2 separate regions of the Homo sapiens genome follow, and region 1 is linked to region 2. The links are chromatin loops, found by intact Hi-C in ENCODE. Cell type or tissue: sigmoid colon. All regions are shown on one strand. Each heading gives the region's core, and the rest is flanking DNA. Links, peaks and the distances in the headings are about the cores only.

Evidence for each region. Peaks named below come from ENCODE experiments on the same cell type or tissue, not always from the same donor. Only the 100,000 strongest peaks of a DNase experiment are listed, where the experiment ranks them.
Region 1: it touches region 2 in a loop (3-fold over the local background); 3 of 110 quality-filtered maps call a loop at or near these places.

The regions. Positions count from the first base shown.
Region 1 is chrX:40,431,830-40,437,203 of GRCh38, forward strand. No RefSeq gene overlaps it. Among named protein-coding and RNA genes, the nearest start is that of ATP6AP2, 150 kb to the right of the region's middle. In sigmoid colon, for the core only: no CTCF peak of the experiment used is centred there; no DNase peak of the experiment used is centred there; H3K4me3 peaks cover 591 bases; H3K27ac peaks cover 192 bases.
Region 2 is chrX:40,372,755-40,378,128 of GRCh38, forward strand. All of the region lies in intron 2 of LOC105373182 (a long non-coding RNA gene), which reads left to right. Among named protein-coding and RNA genes, the nearest start is that of LINC03099, 110 kb to the left of the region's middle. In sigmoid colon, for the core only: no CTCF peak of the experiment used is centred there; no DNase peak of the experiment used is centred there.

The DNA.
Region 1 (5,374 bases), core at 279-5,278, 59 kb after region 2:
GATGCCAGCCTGTGAAAGCAGCCAAGAGGGAGGCTGTACCATGCAAAGCCACAAGGGCGGAGCTGCCCAAGACCATGGGAACCCACCTCTTACATCAATGTGACTTGGATGTGAGACCTGGAGCCAAAGGAGATCATTTTGGAGCTTAAAAATTTGACTGCCCCACTGGATTTCGGACTTGCATGGGCCCTGTAACCCCTTTTTTGGGCCAATTTCTCCCATTTGGAATGGCTGTATTTACCCAATACCTATACCCCCATTGTATCTAGGAAGTAACTAGCTTGCTTCTGATTTTGCAGGCTCGTAGGCAGAAGGGACTTGCCTTGTCTCAGATGAGACTTGGGACTGTGGACTTTTGAGTTACTGCTGAAATGAGTTTAGACTTTGGGGGACTGTTGGGAAGGCATGATTGGTTTTGAAATGGGAGGACATGAGATTTGAAGGGGCCAGGGGTGGAATTATATGGTTTGGCTGTGTCCCCATCCAAATCTCAACTTGAATTGTATCTCCCAGAATTCCCACATGTTGTGGGAGGGACCCAGCAGGAGGTAGTGGAATCATGGGGGCTGGTCTGAGAGCTGATGGGTTTATCGGGGATTTCTGCTTTTGCTTCTTCCTCATTTTTCTCTTGCTGCCACCATGTAAGAAGTGCCTTTTGCCTCCCGTCATGATTCTGAGGCCTCCCTAGCCATGTAGAACTGTAAGTCCAATTAAACCTCTTTTTGTTCCCAGTTTCAGGTATGTCTTTATCAGCAGCATGAAAACGGACTAATATACCCTGGCTGGAGTCAAACTCCTGGGTTCAAGCAATCTTTCTGCCTCAGCCTCCTGCATAGCTGGGACTGCAAGCAAACATCACTGTGCCTGGCCTAATCTCCTCTTATGAAGACACTAACCATTTTGGACTACCCCCATCGGCCCCATGGCTTCATTTTTCCTTGATCACCTCTTTAAAGGCACTATCTCCAAATATAGTTACATTCCAATGTACTAGGGGTTAGGGCTTTAGCAGATGAATGTTTGGAAGACAAAACTCAGTCCATAACAACCAGTTAACCTTATTCCTTTAAAAGGTCCTCAAAGAACCAACTTCCCAAGAGATAAAATGAGTCCCACCAGACGCCATGTTGCATGGCTGTAATCCCAGCCATTTGGGAGGCTGAGGCAGAAGGATCACTTGAGCCCAGGGGTTTGAGGCTGCAGTGAGCCACAATTGTGCCTGACAATAGCTACTGCACTCTAGCCTGGGCAACACAGTGAGACTCCATCTCTAAAAAAAAAAAAGTGTAGAAATATGTGTCCTTCTCTTTTCTTGCTGAAACATTTTATAATGGTACAGCTTTCATACTTTTCCCAAAGTTTTTAAAACTCATTTCTGCCTTTAGGAAAGCAATACCACCCTCCTAGTCATTCCTTCCACCTGCCTCCCTGTAGGCCTCTGTGGATTGCCATGGAAGGTCCAGAGTCCACAGTAGCTGGAGGCCCATGGCAGACACAAGCCCAAGGCACTCACAGGAACTATAGCAAAGGCTCAAGTGACATAGGCCTGTGGCAGACATGGGTCCACAGAGGTCACAGCGCTTCCAGAAAACAGAGTCCTCCGGAGGTCACTGAGCCCAGAGTCCAGGCAAACATCAGCTCCAGGGGCAAAACACCAGACCCACCTTCCTAGTTTTGTGGTGGCTTTAGTGAGTCAGAGGAGAGATTCCTGGTCCCCACTTGAGCACTTCTGGAGGATGGATAACTGTGGGAGAACTGATGGCCTGAGGGGAAAGCAGAAAGCTGTCCCTCAGCTCAGCAGTCACTCCATGCTTCTTGGGCCAGACACTTCTCCCTAGGTTGTTTTCTGTTTTCCTACAAAATGGGCGGAGGGGGGTGAGTTGGATAGAGGAGCAAGTTTTTCGCCACAAGATATCATTTCTCTCCAGCAGACCTCCCCTGCTGGGGATGGGGGGCATGGAATGAGGCCAAAACTGTGAGGCCACTGGTCAACGAAGGCTTTTCCTGATCCTGACCAGAGAAGCTTCTCGCAGGTGCTACTGGTGTTCGGGATCTCGGTTTCCCTCTGGCCCACCCTTCTGTCCTTTCAACGAATCTTCATTAACATGACCACGGGCCAAGCACTGTGCTAAGTACTTAATTTTCTTTAATGGCTTGAATTTACCCTGCTCACAGAAACCCTGCCAAGACCTTCCTCTCCACCCATGAACCCCAGCCTTGTACCCAGATGACTTGAAGCCCCTAACCCCACTCCACCCCTACCCCTCCAGTAAACAGGCTGTCCTGAAGGTTGTGGTCGTTCTTCTGTAGCAGCAGGTGGGGTGAAGGAAGTTGGGACGAGCCTCTAGATGGTGGCTTCTTCCCATCCAAGCTGCCCACAACAGGGGGGTGAGTGTTGGAGGCGCAAACAGGCAGCCTTCTCCATAGGATTCTTTTTTTTTTTTTTTGACAGAGGCTCACTCTGTTGCCCAGGCTGGAGGGCAGTGGCATAATCTTGGCTCACTGCAACCTCCGCCTCCTGAGTTCAAGCGATCCTCCTGCCTCAACCTCCTGAGTAGCTAGGACTACAGGCGCCTGCCACCACACCCGGCTAATTTTTGTATTTTTAGCAGAGACAGGGTTTCCCCATGTTGGCCAGGCTGATCTCAAACTCCTGACCTCAGGTGATCAGTCTGCCTTGGCCTCCCAAAGTGCTGGGGTTACAGGGGTGAACAACTGCACCCGGCCCTCCATAGGATTTTTGGCCAGCTTTCCTGCTTAGGTTTGCTGGTTGCTGTCAGGGACCACACCCTGCCAAGGAAAACGAAAACCGAGAGCTCAGGAGAGAAGCCACTGTGTACAGAGCACAAGCCTCGAAATGGTTCTTTAGCTCCTGTCTAAACTTCAGAAATGTGACTTTCGGGTAGGACAAAGGCTGCTGTAGAGCAAAATTGGGACAAATACATAACAAGGTAGGGATCCTGTAATTCCACTTAATTGCAGGTTGATACGGAAAGTGGCCCCCATTGCAGGCTCTCAACGTGCTACACGGGGGCAAGGTTTCATTTTATAGAGAGGTCCCCTGAGTCACTGCCTCGCAGGGTGCAGGGGTTGAGACGCAAGAGGCCCTGTCCAAGGAAGTGGGTGGGGGGCTATGCGCCACCAGGATTGCGGGCTGGCCTCCAGGTCTCAGTCCTGTCCTTGGCTGGAGCATGGAGATCCTGATTAACATGAAAACAGAAGCCAGTTCAGCGTCCTCGGGCAGCTGGCGGCTTCTGCTCTGCGTCTGAGGGGGAAGGGAACCGTTCTATCACTGTCTTTCTTGGCCAATTAGATGATTCAGCATATTCCCGGCCTCTCTCTTGGCTGAGGTGATTTATAGTGAGCTCTGCAGGCCTGGCGAGAGTGAGTGATGGGGAATAGGGGCCCATCCAACACGTGCGTGCATGTGCATGTGCGTGTTGTGTGCACACTTTACACATCACGTACACAGCACCAGATGGGGGTTGTGTGCGAGAGAGAGGAAAACATTTGCAGGCCTCTCCAGCTTCACTGGTTGCTGCCAGTTTCTATTGGAGAATTTCTCCTCTCAGGCGAAAATATTTACTTACGGGGATCCTCCAAGATCTTTTTTTTTTTTTTTTCTCACATGAGGGGTCGAAACGGAGGAATGGGAAGAAGTGCAGGAGTTTAGGGCTTAGTCTGCTTAGCTGTTTTGAGTTAAGAACTTCTGGGGAAACAAATGAGAAGGGAGGCAAGAGGGGCTGAGCCGTTTTGCCTCTGATGTCTGAACTCGCTTCTCTGATGATGGCAGCGGAAAATGGGCCTGATGCTGAGGGTGCAGCTGTGGGCGGGCATTACGGGAATGCGTGTGTGCATTTGGGACGTGAACAAGATGCCCTTCTGCATCAGCATTCAAGCATTTCTCATGGACATTTTGATGGGATGCTTTCATGGGATTGCTCTAATATACAGCTCTGTCTATCCTGGAGTTGGGATATATTTTTGTATCTACTGCACCAGGATGATGAAAGAAGCTATGTTGTGTCCTTAGGGGTAAGGTAGCCCCAGCCCAATCTTCCTGAAGGAGTCAAAGAGAGACCATGACAGTTTTTTGGCTGCTGTGAAGAGGAGTGGTTGTTTTACCTATCTATTTTTCCCCAAAAGATGGTTTCTAGCTTCTGTAATGGACCCCTTTTTTTTTTTTTCTAAACGGGGTCTCACTCTGTCTCCCAGGCTGGAGTGCAATGGTGCGATCTTGGCTCACTGCAACTTCCACCTCCCGGGCTCAAGCGATCCTCCTGCCTCAGCCTCCTGAGTAGGTGGGACTACAGGTGCACGCCACCACATCCAGCTAATTTTTGTATTTTTAGTAGAAATGGGGTTTCACCATGTTGCCCAGGCTGGTCTTGAACTCCTGGACTCAAGTGATCCACTAGCCTCGGCCTCCCAAAGTGCTGGGATTACAGGTGTGAGCCACTGTGCCCCGCCTGTAATGGACTCTTGATATCATCCATTGAACAGTAACCTTTCTAAGCCCCTTTCTAAGTTGCCCCTTTGAAGTTTGAACCCCTGGGCCTGACATCCTTTACCACCTTCATCACGGTCATTGTCAGCATCATCAATGTCTCCTCCCCCATGTTTATTAAGTGCCTAGTATATGCCAGCCATTATTCAAGGTGCTTTATATACTTCATTTATTCCCCAAGACAATCCTTTGGCAATACTGTTAGCATCCTATCATGGTTAATTTTATGTCAATTTGACTGGGCCACAGGGTACCCAGACATTTGGTCAAACATTATCTGGGTATGTCTCTGTGGGTGTTTCTGCATGAGAAGGACATTTGAATTGGTAGAGATAGCAAAGTAGATAGCCCTCCCTAATGTGGGTGGGCCTTGTACAATTGGTTGAAGACCTGAATAGAACAAAAAGGCTGAGTAAGGGGGTACTTTGCCTGCCTGACTGTTTGAACTGGAACATCAGTCTTCTCCTGTCCTTGGACTGGACTTACATCTCCCAGTTCTCTGGCTTTCAGACTTGGACTGGAACTATACCACTGGCTCCCCTGGGTCTCTAGCTTGCAGATGGCAAAATATGGGACTTCTCAGCCTCCATAATCATGTGAGCCAATTCCTTATATCTATTTATGTCTATCTATCTATCTATCTATCTATCTGTGTCTGTCTGTCTGTCTGTCTGTCTATCTATCTATCTATCTATCTATCCTATCATCTTCTACTTCCATTGGTTCTGTGTCTCTGGAGAATCCTGGCTAATACACATTTTGGAACAAAGAGTGGTTCTAGAGGAACAGAATTTTAAGGATGAGGTTTCTGAATTGGTTCTAGGGTTTCTGGAATTGGCTGTCTAATCTGATTAGATTTAAAAACAT
Region 2 (5,374 bases), core at 315-5,314:
AATGGGTGGCAATAGCCCTTGGATGGGTAGCATTTGCCAGTGTAGGTGGGTGACATTTGGTGGATTTTGAAATGTGTATGTATGTGTTTAGGTATGGATGTGTACGTGTGTACATTTGTGTAGGTGTATATTTGTATGTATGCCTGCATATTTGTGTGTAGGTGTGTATATGTGTGCATGTGTATATGCATATGTGTATATGTGCATATGTATATTTGTGTGCATGTGCGTATCTGTGTATGTGTCGATGTGCATGTGTATATATATGTATATCTGTGTATGTGTATTCATGTTTGTGTGTGTATATGTTTGTATGTGTGCATATGTGTGTGTGTACGTGTGTATATTTATATGTGTGTATGTGCATGTGTGGTGTGTGTATGTGTGTGTACACGTGTATTTTTACATGTGTAGAGGTGTGTATGGGTATGTGTGTGTGCATGTGTGCATGTGTGTGTGTATGCATGTGTATTTATACATGTGTGTATGTGCATGTGTATAGGTGTGTATGGGTATATGTGTATGTGCATGTGTGTGTACACATGTGTATTTGTACATGTGTGTATGTGCGTGTATATAGGTATGTAGATGTATATGTGTGTGTGTGTTTGTGTGTGTATGTGTGCGTATTTCCTTCTAAGAGTTTTCCCCCTTCCCCTTCCTTCCCTTCACTACTTCATGGACTTTGAGGATCATGACTAAGAGTTTGTTTCCCCAAACTTAAGGTGATTAAAGACATTCTCTCAGTTCCTGGAGAGAAGTTTCCAAATAAGCCAGTGCGGGAGTGAAGCACCAAGGAGAGGCAGACAGGAGAGGGAGGCCCCCCCAAGTGCTCTGGGCTAGGAAAGCTGGGTCCTTGAAGGAGACGTGGGGGGAGCCTGTGTATCTAGGAGCTAGAGGGACAGGGCCTCTGTGATGGTCAATTGCATGTGTCAACTTGGCTGGGCCATGGGGCACCAAGATATTTGAACAAACATTATTCTTGGTGTTTCTGTGGGGGTGTTTTAGGATGGGATTAACATTTAAATTGATCCACTTTAAGTAAAGCAGATGGCTCTCCCTCATGTGGGTGGGCCTCATCCAATCAGTTGAAGACCTGAATTGAACAAAAAACCTGGCCTCTCCCAAGCAAGAGAGAATTCTCCACCAGACTACCTTTGGGCTTCATCTGAAACATTAGCTCTTCCTGGCCCTGCAGCAAATGTCATGAGATTGGAACTGCAGCATTGGCTCTTCCTGGGTCTCCACCTGCTAGCCCACCCTGCAGATTTTGGACTTGCCAGCTTTCATAATCCCATAAGCCAATTCCTTATCATAAATATCTTTCTCTCCCTTTTTATTTTATTTTATTTTATTTTATTTTTTTTGAGACAGAGTCTCAGTCTGTCACCCAGGCTGGAGTGCAGCCGTGCAATCTTGGCTCACTGCAACCTTCTCCTCCAAGGTTCAAGCAATTCTCGTGCCTCAGCCTCATGAGTAGCTGGGATTACAGGCGCCTGGCACTACGCCTGGATAATTTTTGTATTTTTAGTAGAGACGGGGTTTCACCATGTTGGGCAGGCTGGTCTTGAACTCCTGACCTCAAATGATCCACCCACCTTGGCCTCCCAAAGTGCTGGGATTATAGGTGTGAGCCACCGCACCCAGGCATGAATCTCTTTCTCTATCTAGACACATCCTATTGGTTCTGTCTCTGTGAAGAACCCTAACTAATACTGCTGGCTTCCTGCCAGAGTCTAGGATGGCTCCAGGGTCCATGCCCTAGGGTGGGAGAGAAGCCTCGTACCTAGTGTACCAGGATGAGACCCAAGACCTTGCCTCAAATCACAGTTTCTTGGGGCCTTAGAACTGGAGCTTCCCTGGTCAAACTGAGAAGCTGGTCATCCTGTTTGAGCCATCTGTTTTGCTATGTCACCTGCCAGCTTGGCCCTCAGACTCCAGAGCCTGGAGACAGTTGGAGCCTTGTGTTCTGCCCAACCTGCTAGGCCCAGATCTCAGCAGGAGGCTCTGCTGTTCCCTGCACCCTGGTTGCACGGTGACTTTCCTCCTGCTTTTGAAGGCATGGAAGGGCATTCTCTTTGGACATCCAGGGGGCCCAGATACCCTCTGTCTTAGTCTACTAGGACAGCCATAAGAAAATACCACAGGCTGGGTGGCTTAAACAACAGAAAATTCATTTCTCACAGTTCTGAAGCTGGAAGTTCAAGATCAAGGTGCCAGCAGGTCAGGTTTTGATGAGGGCTGTCTTCCTGGCTTGTAGATGAATACCTTCTTGTTGTATCATCACATGATGGGGAGAGAGAGACAGCAAGCTCTCTGGTGTCTCTTCTTACAATGTCACGAATCCCTTTAAATAGGAGTCCACCTTTGCAACCCTTTCTAACCTTAATTACTTCCTTATAGGTCCTGTCTTCAAATACAGTGACACTGAGGGTTAGGGCTTCAACATATGACTTTTTGTGGGAGGTACAATTCATTTCCTAGCAGCCTTGCAAATGAATTCCACTCCTCAAAGGCTACTGTCTACTTACTAATAGGGGTGGGCACCCCAGGCTCTTGCCTGGAGAAAGGGACATGTGTTGAAGGGTGATCTGGGTACTTTATTCTAAAACCACTTGTAAATCACCAGTGAGCCCAATCTGTTACACATCCTGCCCCACTAATTGTCCTATTCAGTGACACTCCCAGGACCCACTAGGATGGCAGGTAGATCAGTGGGTGCACAGTGAATGCTGTGAGGGCCAGATGCAGGATTGGGGTTGGGATTGGGCCTAGGGCAAGGGGGGTTTAGTGAAGAGACTCAAGGTTCACTCTAACCCAAGTGGGGAGCAGAACTCCGTGTATGTGTGTGTGTCTGTGCGCGCGCACGCACACAGACACACACGCACGCATGAAGACTCAAGAGACGTCACCCATCATCTAACCCTATCCCTTCACTTCACAGATGAGGATATCCAGGTGCAGCAAGTGGAGGGGGTGCCCACAAAGGAGACATGTTGCTTCAGCACACAAGTCACAGAGTAAGCACACAGTAGGCAGCAATAGATAACTATAGCAGTGTGTGTGTGTGTGTGTGTGTGTGTGTGTACACGCATGTGTGTGGGACAGAGAGAGACAGACACAGAGTGTGTATTTGTGGTGGAAAAGTGTGTGCTACCTGTGTGCAGACTATTTAAAAGGATTTTACAGATGGATCTTTCATCCAAAGGGCATTTTTCTTCTCAAGTTTTCTGCCTGCTGGCTAAAACTTCTGGATAGAGTTGCCAGATAAAATGCAGGATGCTCAGTTCAGCTGGAACTTCAGTGAAACAACAAATAATATTTTCACATACTGATGTACTTAACATCAGTATAAGTATATCCTGTGCAGTATTTGGGGGTATACTTGTACTAAAAAATTACTCATTGTTTATCTGAAATTCAAATTGAACTGGCACCCTGTATATTTATATGCTAAATCTTGGAGCCCTACTTTTGAAGGGTGGCCAGGTAGCACATGGGGATGCAAATCAGGGAGTATTAATAGATAACCAGGCCAGCACTGCGGGTTCAGCAAGTAGGCAAGCAAACCCCAGGTTGTAGGAGGAGCAGCTGCTGCCTCCAGAGACCCTTGGGAAGGAAGCAGGCATTGCTCAGCTCACACCTACACTGGTGGCTACTGCCCCCAACACCTTGCTCATTTCAGGGGCTTCGATGCACAGATAACTTTTCCCATATGAGCCTTTAGGAAGGGCTAACCTTGCCTGGCCTTTCGCTGACCCATGGCTTAGGGCAGGGCAGGCTGTTTGGGAACCTCTGTTCAGCACTGGGGTTTGTAGACACCCTATGTAGTTTCATGGAGGGGTAAAGGAAGTGTCAAAGCTGAGGGGTTTTTGGTGACCTCTGCTCATTCTACCTTTCAGGTAGACCTATAACAAGGGTAAGTCAAGGGCAAGTCCTCCTTGGACTAAAGGTCATAGGGGTGTGGCCTCTAAGGGGGAAGCAGATTGTAGGAGAAAGAAGAAGCTCAGCCTTTTGTTAGTGAGTTGGGATAGTGACTTTGCTTCTCTGAATCTTAACCTGCCCTTCTTTGGAAGGGGTTATACAAATATTTTCCTAGTATAATAGTTGTAAGAGTTCAGTGGAAATGGTATATAAAAAGAACTTGGCCTAGTTACTGGACAAAGGAGCTAGGGGAAGGGGAGCCAGGCCCTCAATGGTTCCCAGTACTCACAAGGTGCCCTTTCTGGCAATGTGTTTCCATTGGCTCTGAGTGTAGGACTAAGGTGGACAATATCTCAGTGGAATCTCCAGAAATAAGCCATCCAAGACTGTTTCAGAAGCCTCTAGTTCACTGAGGCCGGGCACGGTGGCTCACGCCTGTAATCCCAGCACTTTGGGAGGCTGAGGCGGGCAGATCGCCTGAGGTCAGGAGTTCGAGACCAGCCTGGCCAACATGGTGAAATCCCGTCTCTACTAAAAATATAAAAATTATCCAGGTGTTGCAGTGGGCGCCTGAGGCACAAGAATCGCTTGAATCCAGGAGGTGGAGGCTGCAGTGAGCCGTGATTGTGCCATTGCACTCCAGCCTGGGTGACAAGAGTGAGACTCCATCTCAAAAAAAAAAAAAGCCTCTAGTTCACTGAATACACAGTTATTTACTCATATGAGGGAGAACAGTCGATAGACTGCTCTCAAGGAACCCAGGCAAAAATAGGATCTACGAAAGAGAGAGAGAAAAAACCCTGCAGATAATCTGGGAACAGTGAGTCTTGCACTTTTGCACTTTTTTTGGGTGAAATGATTCAGTGGCAGCTGGCAGGGAGGCCAGTTTGGGTCATCTGCCTTCAAGCAGACCAAGTAGGGAAGCAAAGAAAATAATTTCAATAGTTTATGATTTCCCCTGAAAACCTTGAGAATGTAGCTGTCATGGTAGGTGGAGTTCTAAGAAGGCCCCAAGGATTCCCATCCCCTGATGTACACAGCCTGAATCATCCCCTCTTCTTGATTGTGAGTGGGATTTGAGAACATCATGGGATATCACTCCCATGATTATGTTACATGGCAGAAGGGATTTTGCCAATGTAATTAATGTCCCCAATCAGTTGACTTTGAGTGAATCAAAAGGGAGATTATCCTGGGTGGGCCTGACCTAATCAGGTGAGTCCTTAAAGTCAAAAAGGTAGAGCATCAGCAAGACTATCTTGCTGGCCTTGAGGAAGAAAGTAAACAGCCACATGTGAACTGCCTATGGAGGAGGCCACAGAACAAGGACCTGAGGGTGGCCTCTAGAAGTAGAGAGAGGTCCCCAGCGAACAGCTAGCAGTCCTACAACCCCAAGAAACTGAATTCTGCCAGCAACCAGTGAGCTTGGGAGAAGACTCCAAGCTCCCAA